Regions from separate parts of the Homo sapiens genome. Here all the other regions are linked to region 2. Evidence: chromatin contacts called from ENCODE Hi-C or POLR2A ChIA-PET data. All regions are on one chromosome and are shown on one strand. The core of a region is the stretch at or near the end of the contact, and the rest is flanking DNA. Distances in the headings are between cores, read along the strand shown. Region 1 holds the start of RARB (retinoic acid receptor beta). Region 2 has its middle 230 kb from the start of RARB-AS1. Region 3 overlaps RARB (retinoic acid receptor beta). Region 4 overlaps RARB (retinoic acid receptor beta).

What was found. A loop is a pair of places that touch in the nucleus more often than their neighbours do. ChIA-PET counts read pairs that join two places held with the same protein, here RNA polymerase II (POLR2A). Pooled maps may share reads with other maps.
Region 1: a map of ascending aorta shows a loop between it and region 2 (2.1-fold over the local background). The contact joins the promoter of RARB here to the enhancer-like site in region 2. A Hi-C loop is called at or near these places in 12 of 168 maps with a recorded cell type or tissue (Caco-2, Calu3, Right ventricle myocardium inferior and 9 more) and 16 of 50 pooled maps. POLR2A ChIA-PET finds 5 or more read pairs at or near these places in 2 of 52 experiments (OCI-LY7 and PC-9).
Region 3: a map of heart right ventricle shows a loop between it and region 2 (5-fold over the local background). The contact joins two enhancer-like sites. A Hi-C loop is called at or near these places in 10 of 168 maps with a recorded cell type or tissue (A673, Caco-2, aorta and 7 more) and 17 of 50 pooled maps.
Region 4: a map of chondrocyte shows a loop between it and region 2 (2.2-fold over the local background). The contact joins two enhancer-like sites. A Hi-C loop is called at or near these places in 1 of 168 maps with a recorded cell type or tissue (chondrocyte) and 1 of 50 pooled maps.

The regions. Positions count from the first base shown.
Region 1 is chr3:25,424,478-25,429,577 of GRCh38, reverse strand. RARB (retinoic acid receptor beta) reads right to left here and starts at 1,315. Exons shown (of 8, transcript NM_000965.5): 1 at 690-1,315. The coding sequence starts at 846. RefSeq lists an enhancer at 1,417-2,254.
Region 2 is chr3:25,154,061-25,159,655 of GRCh38, reverse strand. It overlaps a transcript of RARB not described here. Among named protein-coding and RNA genes, the nearest start is that of RARB-AS1, 230 kb to the left of the region's middle. RefSeq lists a silencer at 3,664-3,958. Within about 2 kb of position 2,770, at least 2 of the 41 ENCODE cell types and tissues checked have a DNase peak (open chromatin) inside an H3K27ac peak, as active enhancers do; they include ascending aorta and endothelial cell of umbilical vein, where a contact is called at or near this core.
Region 3 is chr3:25,590,650-25,596,119 of GRCh38, reverse strand. It overlaps RARB (retinoic acid receptor beta), which reads right to left. Exons shown (of 8, transcript NM_000965.5): 6 at 2,413-2,617; 7 at 1,442-1,600. Among named protein-coding and RNA genes, the nearest start is that of TOP2B, 72 kb to the left of the region's middle. Within about 2 kb of position 2,084, at least 3 of the 41 ENCODE cell types and tissues checked have a DNase peak (open chromatin) inside an H3K27ac peak, as active enhancers do.
Region 4 is chr3:25,571,767-25,577,408 of GRCh38, reverse strand. The region is part of intron 4 of RARB (retinoic acid receptor beta); the gene reads right to left. Among named protein-coding and RNA genes, the nearest start is that of TOP2B, 90 kb to the left of the region's middle. RefSeq lists enhancers at 3,424-3,951, 3,952-4,480. Within about 2 kb of position 4,293, at least 5 of the 41 ENCODE cell types and tissues checked have a DNase peak (open chromatin) inside an H3K27ac peak, as active enhancers do.

The sequences.
Region 1 (5,100 bases), core at 66-2,565, 270 kb before region 2:
TCAGTCCAAGGGGTGTTCATTGCCAGTAGTTTTCTAGCAAAACAGCAACTTCTTAGACCAACAAAGTGACTTGGAAAGGTGGCAGCAGGGTCAATGCTAAGAAATATTGCCTTTCCTTAGCAAGGAAAACATTGGAAGCGGCAGCTTGAACTGGTGGTTTATGAACTTCGGGAGCAGCAGCCACCTTAATTAAACTAAATTCCTTTCAAGGAAAATGTCATATTTTAATTACTTTGGACTGTTGGAATACACAAGGGGTGGGGGGACCTATACAACTAGTAGCTAATCCAAAGAACAGCAAAGTTAAATTCCACTCTGCATACATTTTAGTAAAAACTGCAAAATGTGTCAAATTGCCCTACTTGAAGAATGTTTTAAAGTCTTGTGGTCACCCTCTACTCCCCACCCCCCACATTTTTATGCATATTTTAAAAACTGTTTTCAAGAGACTATAAGGTTGGTAAGGAGAGGAGCATGGGGGCGGGAGGGGTTATTTGGGAAGAAAACATCTAACAGGAAATTTTCAGCAAAGGGAATCAATATGCATGCCAGCATATCACACCCCTTCAGCATTAAATCATTAAATCCTTTGTCTTGCTACCAATGCAGTTTATTTCCAACGTCTTTATTGCATGCAAGAGAGACAATTTTTTTTTTCTTGGTAGAAGAAGGGAAAAAAATAAACCTACATTGAGCAGTGTGCCGATGCTGCCATTCGGTTTGGGTCAATCCACTGAAGCATGCTTTGAGAGCTTTCTCCTGGAGCATGCAGGAAGACGGACTCGCAGTGTAGAAATCCAGGATTTGCCCAGGACTCACTGACAGAACATCCATACAGTCAAACATGATCTCCCTTGCACTGAATGTCTGCAAAAGTGCTTATCCTCTAGGTGTGGAGGCAAATGGCATAGAAAAGTCCACCCAACTCCATCAAACTCTGCCCCTTTTTTGGCACGTAGGCTGTTGGTCTTTTTCCCAGCCCCGAATCATGAATTATGACAGACAAGCCAGCTAAAAGCCTGTAATTGATCCAAATGATCATTTACCATTTTCCAGGCTTGCTCGGCCAATCCAGCCGGGGCGGGGGGTTCCCAGAAAGATCCCAAGTTCTCCTTCCAAGTAAATGCTTGCAAAAAGCCTTCCGAATGCGTTCCGGATCCTACCCCGACGGTGCCCAGACAAACCCTGCTCGGATCGCTCGCGTTCTCGGCATCCCAGTCCTCAAACAGCTCGCATGGGGGAATTCTGGTCCCCCCTTTGGCAAAGAATAGACCCTCCTGCCTCTGAACAGCTCACTTCCTACTACTTCTGTCACACAGAATGAAAGATTGAATTGCCTAATATATGCGAGTGAACTTTCGGTGAACCCTACCCGGGCTGCTAACCTTCAAATGACCCAACTAGTCTGACATCACCAACTCCCAGGATTCTCACAGAGCTTAAAAACTCCCAGCAGCCCTGCAAAAGCAGACAGCCAGAGAGGCAGGCAGCGAGCGCACAAGCCGGCGTTTTCTTTCCTATTTCTCACCTTAAAAACAATACAAGAAGTGCTTTTAAAATGAGCAGGGGAGGAGCCGGGACGCTGCTCCTGGCTCACGTTGAGCACCAACTTCTCTCCCTTTACGCCTTTTTATTTGCGGCGGCTTAGCTTGGAAAACGGTGTTCCGCCTGCGCCCGCTCGCCTCCCGCCCACCGCCTCGCCCCCCAGCCCACACTTTAAATTCCTCTGTGCGCCTTTCTGTCTGTTAAATTCCTTATAACTTATGTATTTTTCCACTCCAGAAAAAGCACATGCAAGCCCTAAACTGTAGAACAGAGAATGGCTACCCCTTGGGAAAGGCTTGGGTTGGGAAACTTTCCATTCCACAGTCTTTTTCTCTTTCTCCCTCTTGCAAGCCCCTGGCTGAATTGACTGCACTCGTTTGCTCTGCAATCCAGCTTTCGAGATTCATTTACTTTGAAAAATCCTCTCCAGGTTCTATGCAGCATATAGAGTAGTCAGGAATTGGTTACCCCTGTCCCAAACACACAGCCACACAGAAAATGAGATTTCAGATCTGGACTTGAAAAAACAGTATAGTGGTCAAGAGCATGGGTTGGGGAATCAAACTGAACTAGATTCCAATTCCAGGTCTGCCACTTACCAGCTGTGTGTTCTGGGATAAGTATTTAACTTCTTCAGGCTTCAGTTTCCTCATCTGTAAAATGGGCATATAATACTACCCACGTCAGTGTTAACTGGGAGGACAGAAATAACACTTGTATGGTGCTGGGTAAATATCATGGAACAAATGTTAGCTGTGACTCATCCTCATACTGTTCAACTGGTGAAACAAAACCCCGGGGAGATGAGACCTACCCAAGGTCACACAGCTCAGAGCTGTGACTAGAACCCAGCTCCCTAGGATGAAAGTCCAATGTGAAAATTACTTGCCTGTTCCCACATCCTTGCACCCCAAATAGCCATGTTGGTTGCCTCTCTCATCATACACCTACACACATCCCACCACATAATTAAACGCATATTTTGTAAACTGGTTTAAGTATGACAGTTTTACATTTTGAAGGACCAGTTTTCTCTCATTCCAGCCCCTGCCCAATCCTTTTATTAAAATACAGTAATTTTAAGGGAAAATGATTTTTTAGATCTCTCACACTGACCCAACCTACAGGAAGAAGAGTCTTTCCAGCCAGTCCTAAAACACTAAGAAGGATAGATGCAGTATTTACAAATAAACCCAGCCGGATGGAGAGCTTTAAAAGGGAGAGCCAATCTACCCTGCAGCCATTTTGCACAACTTGTTTAAAGGATGCAACATACATCAAATAAAGGAAACTCTGGAGAGGAATTAAAACACCCTTTTTTCTCCACTGCCTCTGTAGCATTTACTTGTAATTCTCCCACAAAACAGGGCAGGCAAGTGGTTAGGCAGGGAGGGAGAGTCTCCTTGCCCAATGCAGGGAAGAGCACTGCTCCAGTCTCCTTTTTGTGGATAGTGTTGGAATGTGCATTGGCATCCGGGCCTTTTAAAAGCCTGTCAGGGGGCACCCCACCCCATGCTGAAACACTGCCCTGTCTAGTGGAGTTGCTAAGTGGCACTTGTGGTGTAACATGAAAAGTATGCATCGCACACACTTACCAAGTCAAAGATCCTTTTATGAAGGTACATTAAAACAATTTTCAGCCCAGCAAGCTCAGTTCTTGCTATTGAAAAGTTCAGGGCAATAAAGGGGTGAGATTTTTGCTGAATCTGTGTTTGTTATTTTTGCGCCTCTCTTCTCTCTTTTATATGGCCATCATTTTGTAACAGAGACTTATTGTAAGAAACCCTTTAACTACAAAGAAAACACACATTTTAAGCAAGAGAACACAGAGGAATTTACAAAACATTTAACACACTGTCATTAAGGTAGTTGTAAAGATACACAAAGCACTACATTATGTGCCAATTTCTACTTGGTCCATGAGGCTTATGGCTCCAAATGCTTATTTAAGGTCCTTAGAGTTCCTTGGAAACTGAGTTCATTTTTACCGGACAGTGGAGGTGGATGAAAAGTTGTTAGACAAGAGAAGAGGAAACAGCTATATTGGAAGTAGAGCAGGAGAAACTTAAGTTAGAGATGAGAAACATGGCATCACTGACAGGTATGTGTGTACAGGGATCTGTTATCCAGGGGAGGCTGCTGCACATTCTTGCTTAACATCTCTCCAAAGAGTAGAGATGCACTGGTCCCAGGGAAGTGAAGATGGGGATGGGTGTCCTCAAAATTCTGTTCATTCTCATTTCTTAAGCTATGGAATCAGCCTCATTGAGCGAGACCACTGCTTCCGAATTTCTTACCTCTATACTGTATCATTGCACAAAAATAACAACATTAGTGTGTCTCTCTCTGTGTGTGGTAAAGGTTGGGCGACTCGATGTTTTCTTTCTTTGTGCAAGAAAATGTAAAATATATAATTACCTTGAAGTTCTCAACTGAGAAATGAACTTGGGCCTTGAAATGAATAATCAGTATTTAAATCCCCATGAAAGGAATAGTATGGGTTTCTTATAATATGACAATATTCGCTAGTCAATTAATCATTCCTCATCATGAATTAATTATGCTGATAGCAATAATTAGAGCTATTACTTAATCCAAGTATTAATTTATAAAACAGACCCATGATTTAGCCACATGCTAATTATTTCTTCATCAGTAAATGCTTACACTTCTTGAAAACTTGATTCTGTCTCCAAATTCTTCATTTTAAGTAAAATGAAGGAAAGATACATAAATAAGCCATAATTCTTTAAATACAGATCCGTGCACTATAAAGATTAATGAGTAGGGTAGAAAGTGAAAAATAGACCGATTTGTCCGTAATGAAATGTAAACTACTGACACCCATTTTAAACATTAGCCACAGGGTTGGAAGAAACTTTCCCAAATATCTTCTTGTTATGGCATAAAATAACATTCTGATATGTGTCATCTCTATTTTCTTTGTGTTTGATCAATGATCTAATAAATGTATTTCCAACCAACAAGCAAACAAAAAGTGAAAAACAAAAAGCAAAACTTTGAGAGTAAAATCCATTTTGTTTCAGAGTAACTGTATATTTGTCAGTGTGACACAGCACATTTGAAACCCATAATCATAAAACAAAAATTTATAGCCAGGGTTCAGGGTCTACATCTGTTTCTCTGGTTTTCGTACAGCAATTACCCACTGGACAATCCAGAAAGAAACACCATGAATCATGCTCTGCAAACATGTTTGAACTGGAGAGTTTTCTGAAGAAAGAGCAGTCGTGTCTGTGCACCGTACTGCAGCCGGCTGTGTTCAAAATTGGGCTAATACCTTGTGATGTCTAAATAAGAAGATTTTCAGAGGCGCAGACATATCCCCCCCCACCACAGGGGCAGACATGCAAAGTGCAGGCAGACACAGGCACAGGGCTGGGGGAGGTGGACACTGATTGTTTTAAAGACATGCCCAGCTCTTTCATGTTGTTTTGGCTTTTTGTTTGTTTTTTAATTTTTTTTCCCTGTTAATCCCCTCTTGCCACAGTTCTGCCAGAAGAATAAATGGCTAGTACTGAGTGACTTGTGTGT
Region 2 (5,595 bases), core at 1,521-4,020:
GATACAGCTGTTTTGCTTCATTCATCTGAATGAAGCCATGTGTGCAATATGGATAAAATGTACGATCATATAAGAAATCAACCAGAATATATTTCCAAGTGGCACTTTTCCTTCCAGACAGTCATAGTATGTGGCTCACAACTTATTCAGATGACGCTATTACTCAAGACACTTTTGGGTTGGGCACGGTGGCTCACGCCTGTAATCCCAGCACTTTGGGAGGCTGAGGGGGAGCGGGGGGGGTGGATCATCTGAGGTCAGGAGTTCGAGACCAGCCTGACCAACATGGAGAAACCCGGTCTCTACTAAAAACACAAAATTAGCCAGGTGTGGTGGTGCATACTTGTAATCCCAGCTACTCACGAGGCTGAGGCAGGAGAATTGCTTGAACCGGGGAGGGGGAGGTGGAGGTTGTGGTGAGCCGAGATCGCGCCATTGCACTCTAGCCTGGGCAACAAAAGCAAAACTCCATCTCAAAAAAAAAAAAAAAAAAAAAAAAAAGACAATTTGGAACAGTTTTCTTGGGAGAAATCATCACTAGAGGAAATGTGGCAGAGACATTACTATATTCTCATCAAATATCATTTTCTTTTTTTTTCACTTACACAGCCAAACAGTATTTCCCAACTTCTTCTGCATCTAGCTGGGGGCATAAGACCGAGCTCTGGCCTGTAGAACGTGGGTGATGTGATGTCTGCCACTTCCAGGCCTAGTCCCCCAAATCGCCTACAGAATTTTTCAGGCTCTCTCTTCTCTCTATTGCTGACTGAATGCAGAGGGTTCAATACAGAACTCTGAGGACCTAGAAAACCTCAGAACCTCTACTGGGAAGCAGTTTGGGTCTCTGAATAGTTGTATGGAGCACAGCCTTCCTACGTGCCTGCACTGGATGATGACATTAGTGAGAAATAAATCTTTATTGTATTTAGTTGCTGAAATGTGCAGATCTATGTTATAACTGGACAAATAAAGTCATTAATTACATAAAGATAATAATTTCATGACTTTATATTTGTACTTCAATTTTTGATTCCCAAATCTTCTCTGCCCCTATTGACTAGACTTTCTTCTGAAATTATTCTTTTAAAGCAAATATATCTTAAGGAAGAAGAGTTACCACCTCCCCCCTAAAACCAATACTTGCTACAAAGGCAATTAAAAAACAAGAAGAATTCAAATGACAATCTGATAATTAGTAGCATCACTGAAATAGGTCTACAGCTTCTTCAAGGATCAGCTTGAAAGCCAACAGCACTCACTTGAATTTATGGGAGAGATTATAAGCAATTGTAACAAAGAATGCAAGCCATGGAACTATTGAAAAATAATATTTCTAAGTGATTAATATTTCAATAATTATAGCATTCTAATAATTGAAGGGTGATTTGGTTTTCTATATGATATAAGGTGATGGTGTGATCTCTCAGGTAAAATTATGGTAGCCAGTCCCCAGGATAAAGATATGGGAAGGAAAGTTTGTAAGGAAACAGAGCAGTATTATCTTGATAGGCTGGCTGGTAATACGTGAGCAGTAATGTTTCTTTGCTGCTTATGTGTTTGGGTCGGAAATTATGTTTAAAGTAGTTTAACTTCATTGGTGCAAATATCACATTATGGAGAAAATTGCTATTTATACACGTGCATTCTTTTGAAGTCAAGATAACCACACTTTGGAAAAGTTATTAATTCAAACTGTGTTAAATTACAGACATTCTGGATAAACAATAGTCTGCTGCATCAGTTGATTTAAAGTTGGTCAGCACATTGCTTTGTGAATTCACACCGTGCAAATAAAGAGGTGAGTCTTATTCAAGGAAACAAACCATAGCAATCAAGCTTCTGTTAGAGGCAAAGAGTAAAATCTCGAGTCTCAGCTTTCTGATTTAAAAAATGAGAAAATAACAGGACTTAGCACACAAATTTGTGAAGAAGATCAAATGAGTTAATATAGATACTTAGGGCTGGGCATGGTGGCTTCCACCTGTAATCCCAGCACTTTGGGAGGCGGAGGCAGGCAGATCGCTTGAGGCCAGGAGTTTGAGACGAGCCTGGTCAACATGGTGAAACCTCATCTCTACTAAAAATAAAAAATTAGCTGGGTGTTGGTGGCTCACGCCTGTAGTCCTGTTACTCTGGAGGCTGAGGCTGGAGAATCACCTGGGAGGCTGAGGTTGCAGTGAGCTGAGATTGCACTACTGCATTCCAGCCTGGGTGACAGGATGAGACACTGTCTCAAAAAAAAACAAAAACAACAACAAAAAAAACCATATATATACACACACACACACACACACACACACACACAAACACACACACTCAGAACTGTGCCTCGCACTAAGGAAGCACTAATTATTGTTAATATTGTTAACATTGTTAATTTTGTTAATATTGTTGACTCCATGAAAATACCTGATAAGTTTAAGCATGTTTAAGCCAGTTCACATTCACACATAGCTGGAAACAGAACAAAACACTTTTTCCCATATTTGTTTTGAACAGATACCTTATTGTTTCCTGTATTACTTATCCATTCATTTATTTATATCAGATGTATGTTTACATGCATACACATACATACATCCTTTTTTAGAAGTCAAATTTCTTGACTTAAAAATCAATTTAGGAGATTTATTAAGAAAATGACAAACGTATGAACGTGGTCATTATTTCCGCTGACTGAGGTTTTACAAGTGCCTGCTACGATCTCTAGCCTGACCTAGCTCCAATATTTCAGCTGTCCAGTTAGCCAGAAGTTTAACTGAAAGGCCTGCCACATTCCTAACTATTGTGTCACTGGAGCAATCTGCTAGAGACAGCACCTCTTTTAGCCTTGTTCTAGCTAAGACTCAGCCTGTTTCTCTTTCTTAAACTCTTTCAGGAGGGAAAAAAATAATCAGCCTAAAAATTCCTCTGGGCCAAAATACAGCCTTGGACATCTTATGCCAAGAAGGACTCAAAAATACTGGCTGAAGCATTTTTTTAATGTGTTGTAGGAACGAGAGCATCTCCATTTAGACTCTGTGCACATTTTTAAAATAACTGTTTTGTTCTCTGTGGACAAGCACTTTAAAAATTAGGATTAAAAATTAAGTGAAAAGTCTAACTGCCTTTTTTTTTTTTTTTTTTTTTTTTTTTTTTTGCAGTTGGGGCTAGAATTTGTGTGATTAGAGTCAGTTAAAATGAAGGGAAATTAATAGCAAGAAAGCATTCACTAGTGATGTCAATGAATGGCCACATTTCCATGACATTTTACTGCATCCACTCAAACAGATGGGATTCCAGGGCTAACTGGCCTCTGTTGAGATGAATGAGATTCCACAACTATTAGCACATTGGCATAGAAATGGGCTGAATTCAGTTGCAGAGGCATTCTTACAGAAACAAAGAAGATCACAAAGCTACCTTGTCCCCAGTGTCCATCAACACAGACCCATTCGTTATCAAATCCCATTCATTCCTGCTAAAGTTACATTCAGTATCAGACGACATTCTTCGGCACCACATGGAAATTCTGAGGATCTGATTATCTATTAACTACTATTGATGCTGATGTGGCTGGTTTGGCTACAGAAGACCAAACAGCACTCTCACAAATGGTGATACAAGTCGAAAAATTGCCAGGCAAAAAATCAAGCACACAGAGAAAAAGCAGACTCACCAATAAACAAATGAACTAAGGCCTCCTGTGTTGGCAAAGGTCACCCAATACATTGAAATTCAATGGAGGGGGTTTTAAGTTAAGGAAAACAGGCAAACACCAGGGAAGCTATCATGTAAAAAGGCTGGGAACCAATGCCCCCTTTCCTATAGAAAGGAGCCAGCATGGGGTATGCTTTGCAGATGGGCTGGGGTAGCAGACAGGCTGCAGAGCACATCTGGCACACAGGTGTATGGCCTTGTGTTCCTAAGCCAGCCATCAACAGTCATGTGGAAAGAGTCCTATTGCTGTTTTGGGTGAAAATCAAGAGGAATTGTAGCTGAGAGATCATAAAGCTTTTTGAAAAAAAGTGTGTGGGTCCCAGCCAAAACATTCTTCCTCCAGATTATATTTTTAATCCACCTACTTAATTAACTAGCTCCTCAGTGGATCAAATGATATTAGTGAGTTAGAGTAATATTGCCACTGGAGCAGTCATTTAATTCTAGCAACTCTAAAGCAAATTATTTCATAAACGGATAGTTTATTCAATTCTGTTCAGTTCCAATTCAATTCTGAGCCCCTTCTATGACCAAAGCACTGAGATAGACCCGTGAGGGAAGACAGTAAGGGAGGAACAATCCCTGCCCACAATCTAACAAGGGAATAGTGACTGCTACAAAATAATAGCAATGCAATGCAAATAAAGTTTACGTGTGCTGGGGTCAGGGGGAAGAGAATTAGTTCTAAAAGGGAGGGTGATCACTTTCATGGCAGGAAAGCAGAAAAGACATGACAGAACAGAGAGCATGGAAGAAAAATGCTAAAAAATACAAAAAAAAGAATTGAGCAGACAAGACAGATATATTGGGGAAGCAATATTTCATTTTAGATGGAATATAATGCATACGGAAAGAGAATAGTGATAAAATCTAAATCAGAGAATGGCAATGAGAAGAAATAACAGAATTGGATGTGAGAATGATAAAATGTTAACAAGTGATTGAATGAATTGGGCAAGTTTCATGAATACTTGCTATGTGTTAGGTCCTACATTGGATGTTGGAATACAAAAGTAAAAGCCATGCTCATGCCACCCCTGCTTCCTCCCAAGTAGCTCACAGCCTACTGGGGAAAAGACAAGCCTTTAGGGTTGGCGCCATGCTCAGATGTAGGTAGGTGCGAGTATTATGAAAGCACACAGGATGCACACCTAGCCAACAAAGGACTGGTTGGGGAAAGGTGACAACTGAACTGGGCAAGGGCCTTCTGCACAAAATATAGAAAATGTAAACTCTGAGCTGGGGAGTAGTAAGAGATTGGAATGGAAAGGAAGGATCTGGATGGAAGACCCTACACATGTAGTTTGGGCAACTGGACTTTTCTCCTGCATGTACCCACTGGTGAGTCATTGGAAGGTCTGAAGTAGGGACATGACATTGTGAGATATGCAAAGGCCACTTTGGCAGCTGTGTGGAAAATGGATTGGTAGCAAAGCTTTGAGGCTGGACAACCAGCCAGGAGACTATTGCAAGGGTCCCACTGAGAGGGCCCAAGACTTTGGTCTCCGCCATGATGAATCCAAAGAACATTAATGAGGGTAGCACAGATAGAATAAGACATAGATTGGACATGGGATTAAAGGAGAGTCAACAATGAAGGCTGACTCCAGAATTCTGGTTTTATAAACCAAGCAAATAACGGTACCCTTCAGCAAGCTAAGGAACTCGGATGGAGCAAAAGGCTTCAGAAAGGATGAACGTAGTTTTGGATGAGTTAATTGAAATGCCTGTGGATATATACTAGCAGATATATCCATTAGCACCGGTTGATGTGAAAACAAGTCAAATCATATAGAATAAAAGGAAAAATCAATAAGATATCTTTAATTGTGTAACACAACATAGCTGGCTTCTTAAAAATCCACATAATCATAGAAGAGAGTGATTTGGAATGAG
Region 3 (5,470 bases), core at 835-3,334, 440 kb before region 2:
TTGATAGAGAGGGTCTTTTTATGATCTGCTAGAACTTCATTCGTCTTTTATGCAAGCAATAACTGATACAATTGCTCCTTTTGATAACAGAAAATTATGCAAACAATGCCTCCCAGAGGCTATCCTTATTTTACACCATTAAAACATTTTTACTTTGTGGAAAAGCAGCTGAGATATGGTGACGTTTAAATATGATGTCTTAGTTTCAGGAAATAACAATTTACAAAGAGAAGTTCCTGATGAAAGAAGTGTATCTTGAAAAAGACAGGTTGATGGCAGTTACCCACAAACAGAGGAGTTCACGATGTGCAGTGACTATTGACAACTAGATTTAGCAGCACTCTGTCCAGTACAATACCCACTAGGTAGCTAAATTTAAATTTGTTAAATAAAATGAGAAAAACAGTGCCTCAGTTGCATAAGCCACACTTCAAGTGCTCGAGAACCTCTTGTGTCTGGTGGCTACTGAACTGGACAGTACAGATTATTTCTGTAATTGCAGTAAATTCTATTAGATATCACTAGTCTAGTCATCTATACAGAATGATAGTATTATGTTAAACAGCCTCATTTTTAAAAATCAAAGATACCGTATTCACAACCACACTGGTATCTGCTGTTTACTTCTACTCTTAATTCCATGCAAGGATGAATTCAGAATGCTCATCTAGGAGACCTCTTAGAAGGAGCTCGAGTTAAGACTGCTTGTCAAACAAGTTCCCTGTGCTTTTAAGCACTTTCTGAAATACAGAGTTTATTCCTTGGCTAGCAAACATCTTCAGAGACAGAGTAAGTAGTCTGATGGGGAAAGGAGAATGACAATAGCCCATTTGGTACCAGGGATAGCTGCTGAGTTGTCTCTCTACATAGAAAAACCTTACTGTTAAACACTCAACTGTGATATGGATCTAGGCACCTCTATTAATTGCTTGAGTTGCTACATAAACAGAAAATCACTAGGCAAAGAATATACCTCTTAGGCAAGAATTCCTTTGCTTAGAAGTGTGCAGAAGAAAATCTGCCTATATACAAAAGAGCAATGGCTAAAGTGATTGAGAGAAACTTAACAAAGGTTTAGATATTCAAGAAAAACTGGAGTCAAGGTAACATAAACCAGAGATGTGTAGAAAGCTGGAATTAAATGTATGAACCTAGAGAATTAGCCTGTTTTAGTACATTCTCTTGAAAACAATGTTTTTCTAATCAGTCATGAATTTTAAAGCTCTCAATCGTTAAGATAATTGAATAGGGTAAGATTTGAGGTGTTTTTTTTTTTTTTTTAGAGGGGGGAGGGATAGTATTTCCTTTTGATTTCAATGAGAAATGAGTTCCAAGACTTTAAAAGCAGCCATTAAACATCCTGAATTGAATAAAGCAACACAACCTGGTAAGGCCCTCAAGTCCACTGTGTGACTACAGTACTGAGAGCACGAAGACATACCTTTAGCACTGATGCTACGGAGATCTGTGATTTTCATTAAGATCTTTGGAAACATGTGAGGCTTGCTGGGTCGTCTTTTTCTGATATAAATTTTTAGTGCTTCCAGCAATGGTTCTTGTAGCTTATCTACTTTTGTCGGTTCCTCAAGGTCCTGGCGGTCTGGATACCAGGAATAAAGTATTAAACAAAATCAGGATTTATGCCCTTTTCCCCTCTTCCTTGTTTCCTTATTCCTACTGTTATGAGTTCATTAATTTGGTAATTCAATTACATACACAAATTTGCAGACTTATGCAGTTGCTTTAAGCAGTGATACTTGAAAAACAAAAAAAAACTGCCCCCCCTTGGTAGTATAAACATTTTGATGCCTGGTTGCTTTTGTCCCAGGGAAAGAATTACCTCCTTTGACCAGAAGGTGTCACTACCAAACTGAATTAAAACAAATCTTGAGCAGGATGGTTATTTTAGCATAAAATAAATCTGCTCCTTAATTAAAACCATTACTTTTTAACCACTTACGATTCAGCCTCCTATAGGCCAGTAGGGGTCACTACAAAGAAGAAAGCTAAATTTTATCCCAGTCCTGCAAGGGTTGGTGGGAGGGCCCAGCCAAATACTTGTATGCCTACCCACTAGATAACAAACAGCACATACAAGTCCCTTGTCATCATTCAAATGTCCCCAGACAATTCATTTTATAATAGTGTGATCCTGCCTTTAAGAAAAAAAATCTGTGGCAATTGGAGTAATAGCTTTTTGGGATTTCTTTCTGAGCAGAAGGATCCCAAATACCATTAGTTAATTTGTAACAACATGGAAAAATACAATGAAACCAGGCATGTATGCCTGGCTTTATTCACATGTTTTCCCATGTAAAACAACTCCAAAAGGGAAATGAGGAATTTTTCACAAATTACAAGTATAAACTGTTCTTCATGGAATTTCATGAGGCTTTTCTACATAGTTGGTACCTCCACAGATTAAGCAGATGGCACTGAGAAGGCCTGTTTCTGTGTCATCCATTTCCAAAGGCAGGAGCTGGTTGGCAAAGGTGAACACAAGGTCAGTCAGAGGACCAAATCCAGCATTGTGCATCTGAGTTCGATTTAGGGTAAGGCCGTCTGAGAAAGTCATGGTGTCTTGTTCTGGGGTATACCTGGTGCAAATTCTAAGAATCTGGAAGGAAAAAAAAATTGATGGATGTTCTAAGCCATCCTGTCCTGAAATCATCAATCAGATGTAAGCAGGAAATAACATGAAGATTTCCAAGGAGCTCTTGGGGCAGTCTGTCCCCCTTTCACATGTTGAATGTCTTCTTTAGCTCTTTCATTAAGAGACTACAGAAGTCAAAACCCAGGGGCTAAAGTTTTTTAGGAAACACTAAACAGGACATAAGAAATTTTGAGAAATATCTTTTTAAAAGTAATTCATTACTTGACTCAAATAAACATTTACTGAGTGCCTAATTATGTCCCAGGCACTGTGCCAGGTGCTGGAGATAAAAAAAAAAAAAGATGAATAAGATTCTATTTTTTAAGAGCTTACAGTCTGCAATAAATGACAATTTATTAAATGCATAGTATATATCAAGTTTTGTACATACCCTACATTCAATCTTTCAAACAGCTTGGTAAAGTGAATATTATTCTTATTTTACAAATGAAGGACTTAAGGCTCAGAAAGGTTAGGTGATGTGCCCAATGTCACATAGTTAACATGTAACTGAATCTGACTCAAACCCAAGTTAGGCTCTCTCTCCCATGATGCCTCTGATCACACGGTTACACAGGCAGCTGTAATACAAGGGACATGAGTGAAACCAGCAAGGTACTAGGGAGTTCAGAAAAAGGAAAGCTCAGAAATAGCCAGGAGGAAATCAAGGGCAGATCCATAAAGAGGTAGCATTTCAACCGAACCCTAAAGTGTAGGCAGGATTTCTACAGGCAAAAAGCCTGAGTCACTCTGCCAGAGTCTCCCAGTCCCACCCAGTGTATGCTTGACACATAACCCTGTTGGCCCCCTGGGGCGCTAGCTACTAAGGAGACTCTTGCTCACTGCCCTGTGCCTCTAGGCCTCACTCAGAGCAAAACAAACTAAAAATGCCTTGCTTCTGTAGATACTCAATCCTGGTTCATGTTTCCACTGCCCTATTAAGCCTAAATGCTGGTAAGGAGCTCCGTGCATTGCAGAGCACTTCCCCACCCAGAACCACATTTCTGCACCGACAATAAAGGGTCTCTGCTGACCAGGTTTCCATACTTGACTTTTCTCTCTGAAAAAGTTTCAGAGCTGCTTGAAGCACAGAGAGAAGTAAATCCCACCTGGACAAAAGTGAATAACTCAGGAGGTTGAAGAAGTTGAAAGTTTTTCCCAGATAATGGCATTCAATTTGACTGGGTATAGTCCTGTGAATGTCCACCTCAGTGTCAACCTACAGGAGGGCAGATGTGATCAGAAAGGCCTGCATTATTCCTGTTACACAGCCATGTGCAGAGAGGAGTGGCCTCTGAGGAAGACACAGGACCTCTACCTAGGAGGAGTAGTAAAGCCCTCTCCATCCTGCCCATATTCCCATCAGGTCTCCTAAAAGAAAAACTTCTGTCAAATCTCTCATCTTGTCAGGGAAACACTGGGGGTTTGGGACCAGGACACTTCCCATGGGGAAGACAGTCCTATCTGACTGGTGGTGGATCCACAAGAGCCTCAAACCCACTGGACCACATGAACCATGATGGGACAGTTGTACTGCAATGGTCACATGCTTTTGGGTTCTCTAAATCTCCAAGAAGGCAGTGACCTAGGAGCCAGCCTTCTCCCTACACAAAGGACTCCAGCGTGGATAAGGAGGAAGGCACCAGGACATCCTATAGAGTGAGGGTGCAGCAGCGCCTCTGTTGTATATATTTTTAAAAGTCTGACTTCAGTGTCTTATTGGTTAAAACTCCGAGAGGAAAACTGAATGAGTAAGCCCTCTTCATCCCTAACATACAGTAATAGCTAATGTTTTATTGATCACCTACCAGGTACCATACTAAACACTAGTATATTATTTCTCCTATCAACCCATGAATTGTTACTATTAGCTGGGGAAACAAATCTGAATAGCTTATGCTAGGTCACATAAGCTAGTAGAATGATTTGATTTCAGCTTTTTCTAGAACCCATGGTTTTAACCATTGCTCCACAGCTGCCTCATTTTCTCTCCACGCCAATAGTCAAACCTAGACACCTCTCTAAGGTTAGATAATCTTTAGCCCAGTACTGATTTCGATATCGGCCTTACTGGGCACTTTTGTGCAGCACATAACTGCATAACTATTCACGTTGGCCTGCCTGCTGTAGAGGGGTGCAGAGCTTGTGGCCTGGAAACAGAAACTTCGTTTTATATTGGGAGGGGTGGTAGAGAGATATCTAAATCAGGACATGTCCTCAAACTTCTTAATGTTCCTACTATATGATCAAGTGGCATAGTGAATTAGCAATTGATCATTAATGTGAGTAGTTCTCAAAACACTACCATGATCTCTCTTCATTTGATGGGTCGTTATTTTCACCTCCCAGATACTTGCCCAGGGGCCTTTCTGAGCTAGCCCAGCCATTTCCACTGGTTTCCCAACTGGTTGACCTGTTTCACTTCATCTTGGTAACTGATGGGGTATGAAGCCATTCCCAATGTCACAGCAGTAAGAAAACCCAGAGGTCATTGGGCATAAAGCCTCACATTTCCCCTGAAAGTGGGAAGTAAAGTGTGGTGCCCAAGGTCACACAAGCAATGGTGCTAGAGCCTAGAATACAGGCCTTCCAATCCCCAGCCTGATGTTCCTTCAACTACCTGGAGAAACATTAGGAAATACTGTCTGTGCAGGGAGTTATCAAGTGACAGTCAAAGTTAGCACTTTGGGAGGGCAAGGCGGATAGATCATCTGCAGTCAGGAACTCGAGACCAGCCTGGCCCACACGGTGAAATCTGTCCCTACCAAAAAGTACAAAAATTAGCCAGGCCTGGTGAAGCGCACCTGTAGTCCCATC
Region 4 (5,642 bases), core at 3,044-5,543, 420 kb before region 2:
GCATTTTGTATGTTTTTGCATGTAACCACCCCTTTTTCTAGGGCTTGCCTCGTGCCAGGCACTGTTCTACATGCTTAACGATCACCGACTCTCTTTACTTTTCACAGCGCCCCCATGCGGTAGGCACCATTATGGTCCCCATTTGGCTGATGAGGAAGCGAAGGCCCACAGAAGTGCAATCATTTGTGCAAGATCCCGCGGGCGAACCGGAGGGTGTGGGATTCACCCACACAGTTGGGTTGGGGTGTTTAGGCTTCCCACCAGTGCACCACGTCACCCCCTCCCTACTGGTTCCTCACATATTTCTACTTTCTGGTTAGAACTTCCTGACTCCTAAAGCCTGTGGTTGCATCTGTGATCTCCCTCCTTATTGGAATCTCTGGATGCTTCCATCAGGTGGCTACAAGAGCTCCAGCACAGCTATGAAGAGAATGTTATGTGCCGGCCAACATCTCTTTGTGGTCAATACACACATTATCTAGGCACTATGAGAGCATGGCTTCGGGAACGTCTGCCCCCAACAGAAGAGAAGAGAGGAGAAGGCCCCCAACACGCCTGCAGCATTTTCCTTAGGACCAGATGCCTCCAACAGGTGGGGAGAAGGCAGCTTGGCAGCCACCCTGTAGCTCTGGGTAGACAGGAGGGCGTGATCTTAAAGGCATGGTGCAGCCTGTGGCTAGAGAGGGCTTCGAGCAAAGGGCAATGGGAGAGGGCAGGTAGGGAGGGTCTCTAGAATCTTTCGAGTATTTCCTAGCAGCCTGGCTAAAAAGCAAGAGTGATGCCGCAGGATTCCCCTGGAGGTCACGTTTCAGGCGTGCTCCTGGACCACCATCGTCTAAGATTCCTGAGCTGGGACATGACCTTGGAAAGGACCATCTATCCATCTGCAGCCCCTTCACTCCTGGGGTTCAGAGATCTGGGGCCTTGGTCGAGTGCAGGGGTGGGGTGGTGGGTATAGTCCAAGGCCCTAGAGGATGTCCAAGAAATGCTAGAATTCTGGAGTGGTCCCAGCTGCTGGAAGGGGCCACGAATGCCTTCTGGAGCTGCAGGGCATATCTGAGAAAGATCAAAAGCCCTGCCCTGTGTCCCTGCCGAAGCCTTCCAGCCAGACACAGCAGCTAGGCACCACCTTCTTCGAACTGCTTTTTCTCATGACTAGAAACTTCCCTTGGCTCCCTAGGGCTAATGTTCACACACCTTATCCCAGCACCCAAAGCCCCTAGGAAGCTAGCCCTGACCTACCTCCTCAAACTTAGCTCTGCCTCCCTCCCACCCAGCCCCATCCCTGTGAAACCCTGTGCCGTGTTCATGCTATTGCTTTTGCTGGGAACGTCTTTCCCTTATTCCATCACTGAGGAAGAATGTGGGTACTTAGCACAGTGCCTACAGAACATTTTTCTTCAAAAGATCAGGACTTATGTGTGCTGCCAGAGGTTTCTAAATACTCACAACACTTGTGACAAAATTTGATCTCCAGCTAGACTTTGCAGAGAGCGGCAAGCATGGAAAGGTAACATCCATGCACTCCAGTTCTGCACTCACTAGGTGTTACTGTTTGTTACGGGTTAAACTGTGTTCCTCAAAAAGATGTGTTGAAATCCTAGCCCGAGTATGTCAGAATGTGACGCTATTTGAAAATAGTGTCTTTATAGGGGTAATCAAGTTAAAATGAGGTAATTAGGGTGGGCCCTAATCCAGTATGACTTGGTGCCCTTATAAAAAAAAATGTGGAAATCTGGACAGAGGTTGACATGCATAGAGAGAAGACGATGTGAAGAAACACAGGGAGAAGATGACCATGAGAAGACGGAGGATTGGTGTCATGCAACTACAAGCACTGCCTTCCACGCCAGAAGCTACAAGAGGCAAGAAAGGGCTCTCTCCCAGAGCTGTCAGAGACAGCGTGGCCATGCACACACCTTGATTTTGGACTTCTAGCTTCCAGAAATGCGATCAAATAATGTTGTCTCAAGCCACCCAGTTTGTATTATTTTGTTCCAGCAGCCCTAGGAAACTAACACAGTAGGTATGCAGTCATTGTTTGTTGCAACATGAAAGAATGGTCTAGGTCAGGGGTCCCCAAGCCCTGGGTCGTGGATGGGTACTGGTCGGTGTCCTGCTAGGAACTGGGCCGCACGGCAGGAGGTGAGTGGCCAGGAGCGAGCGTTATCGCCAGAACTCCACCTCCTTCAGATCAGCGGCGGCATTACATTCTCATAGGAACATGAACCCTACTGCAAAGTGCGCATGCGAGGGATCTAAGTTGTCCTTCATGAGTTTCATCCTGAAACTATCCCCAAGCCCAGCATCTATGGAAAAATTCTCTTCCATGAAACTGGTCCCTGGTGCCAAGAAGGTTGGGGACCGCTGCTGGGTGATACTGGCAGCACAGGTGTGTTTACTAGCAAGAAACTGAGGCTCACTAAGTTAACAACTGGCTCAAAGTCAGACAGCTGTGAGGTGACAGTGGGGACTGGAACTCGGGTTTCGTGGCCCCCACTGACCTTCTATCCCTCCTGATGCATCTCTCCTGGCAGCCCGAGCTCCCCGAGTTCCAGGTTCTGCTCCTCTGGTTGATGGCAAATGTTAGTTTCCAAAAAGCGCACCGAGTCCACCCATGACAAGTGCTCAAAACAGCCTTCCTTTTCTATGGTATGTCTCCTGGAAAGTCTTTCGTGGTTAATAATTCTGTTTGTGGTCATTTTTCTGAGCAGGTTAAGGGCTTCTTAAATCTTCATAGTTCATATTCACAAGCCCCTCGGAGGACAGCTTACCTCCCGCCAGGCCCCACCTGGTGATGAGCGGCCCGCACACGGCAGAGCAGTGGGAGGCCGGGAGCAGAGGCGGCCCGGAGCAGACAGCACGAGCTGGGGGTGGGGGCTACACCACCTGGAAATCTGTCCCACTGTCACACCCACGCTAGTTTACAGAACCTGGGCATGTGGCTCGAAAAAATGACAAGACATTTATGATGGGGTGGAGAGGAGGAGAGCTGCACATTCGGCACGACTCCTCTGTGCCGGAAACTGTGCAAGGCGCTCCATATATTTTTCTCATGGAACCCTCCAGGCAGGAGGTGGATGTTTTTAAAACTCCCATTATACAGATGAAGGAGCTGAGGTGCAAATGATGATGTAACTTTCCAAAGTCACATGACTCCTAAGTAGCAGGGATAAGAGTTGAGCTTGAATTTATGAGGCCCTAAAGCCCAAATGATACTCACTAGGGTTCACCCTAAGGAAGCGGAGAACACGTCCTCAGAGCGAGGATGTTACCTCTGGTTCAGTCCTGATTCTATTTTGGAAAGCTCATCTATAAATAGCTTCTCTCCTGCTTTCCACCTTTCCACAGGGAATCCACCCTCTCTCCTTTTATGGCGGCGGAGGGTCATTGGGTAGAAACCTTCCCAGGGATACTAGCTCTGAAGATTGTGGGTGAGTGCCCTGCCCTGGCCTGAGGTGGGGGTGGTGGGGATATGTTTCTGCCTCTTCCAGCCATTCCTGCGGTCTCCGGGGACCCAACCATTTGTCCCAAATCCACCCTAATTAGGGAAGAAAAAGGAACTACTCTTTCAAAGATCTGTAGATGCGCAGTTGGCTGCCTTTCTTATTCCTCTCTGCCCACTAATTCCAAAGGCATCTGACAGGGATGCCACTCTGGTGAAGATGACAGGAAGTTTCCTGCCGTGGAAGCAACTGCCTGTCTAAAAAAAGCTCTTTTTAAAAATGCTCAACTCCGAACTAAGAGCTTGCAGAGAATGTGTTATGGCTGCTGTTATTTATTTATACCACCGACTTCCAGAAAGGATTTTAAGTGGCTCACAATAAAAACACAGCTAGATCTGGGGAGAGATAGTACAAATGAAGAGCACGGTCAGCTGCGAGACTGGCTCAGAGCGCCCTCCACCCCGCGGTGGGCAGCAGGCCTCCGGAAGGATGCCCAGTAGTGAAGGGCCACGCTCTAGAGATAAAATCGTGTTTCTGTTTTTCTGCCTGACTGGGAGGTACAAGAAGTCTCCACAATGTGTTTAGGAGGGTGGGCCCCAGTTGAGGACTGGGGGTGACTCACCCCCATATTGGGGTGGATAGGAAAGGGCCCTGGAGGCCTGCAGGGAAGCCTCTCTCTCTTAGGCCAGAAGCCGAGGCTGAGACTAGAATTGGAATGCACGATAGTTTATGTGGGAGGAGATCCCAGGAAGCACTGGAAGAACAGAGTGGGCAGGGAAGGAAGGCGGCCAGCGGAGATCATCACTGTGGGCAGTCAGAGCTCGATCTAGTTGGGAAACTCTGGGACGTGGTTTAGAGGATACCTAAGAGTATCCTGCCCAACGAATAAGGAAGCTGGGGGGGTTTATCTCTCCACGTTCTGCTCATCAGTGGTGAGGGACCGCTCGCAGGAGTGGCAATGCCTCACATGTGAGCCATCCTGTAGGAATCCCGGTCACACCAGGGCGCATGTTCCAGGAGCGGCAAATGCTGTACGTTGTGTTTGTCCTGCCCTCCTCCAGGTTAGAGTGGGAGCTGTTTCACCTGATTACTAGGTGAGTCAGGGTCTGGGGATTGACTTGGCTATGCTAAGATACCACCTGGAGGAGGCGGAGGGGGACCCTGATGTAGCAGTTACTGGCCCTAGGTATTGCCATATAAAGTCGCTCACCTCATGACCTGGATCAAAAGTCTCCTCTTTCAGGAAGACCTCCCCACTCTCATCTCTTTTCCTCTGACTTTCTTGGAGCTACAAGATTGATTTATTCCTGGGTCACAGCTCTCTCCTCCTAGCTAGATGCCGCCAATGGCCCCAGCTTCCATTCTCCCTTTTTGGCAACCCTCTCAAGGGATTCTGTGTATAGTATACTGGTTAAAAGAGCTGCCCTGGAGTCAGACTGTTTAGGTTCAAGTCTCACCTCTGACCACTTGTTGACTAAGAGACAAGGGGAAAGTTATCGAGCCTTTCTGTACCTGGCTTTTGCATCTGTAATATGAGGGCAACGAAACCCAAATCACAGAGTCCTCATAAGGAATAAAAGAATTAGTATACTTATAGTACTTAGCATGGTCCCTAGTACATAGTAAATGCTCAATAAATATGAGATGTAATAATGATTACAATGATAATAATAAAGATTTTTGACCACAACCATCAATTACTGTTCATTATTTACAGACTCCTCAAGTGGCACTCAAGACTCCGCCAGGCTTTTCCCATTCTCACTTCCCACTTGCTCTCAACTCAACACAGTCCACCATTGCACAGCACCTGTTTTCTCTCATCTTCTCTTTTCGCCCCTTCCCACTGTGCCAGCCTGAGTTCCCTCATTTCTTAGGTCAAGACGCCCTCACCTTGATACACAGCTCAATACAGGGCCTGAAATGCCACTGAATGGTTGGCAATTAGTAAGTATTTCTAAAAGAAATAAATGGCATACTTTCAGGTATTGGTTATTCATCATGTTACTTTTCTGTATTGTCAGATGCACCCAGCATGGGGGCCAGGTCTCTGGAGGGTCAGTTAGTATCCAGTAGAAGGTACGTGTCTGGATGATGTTTCTGCCACTCCACTGCTGGGTAGATATTTTTGGGTTCCATCACAGCAGCTTTTCATAAATTGTCTCATTTCATCCTCCCAACTATTTCACATTATTC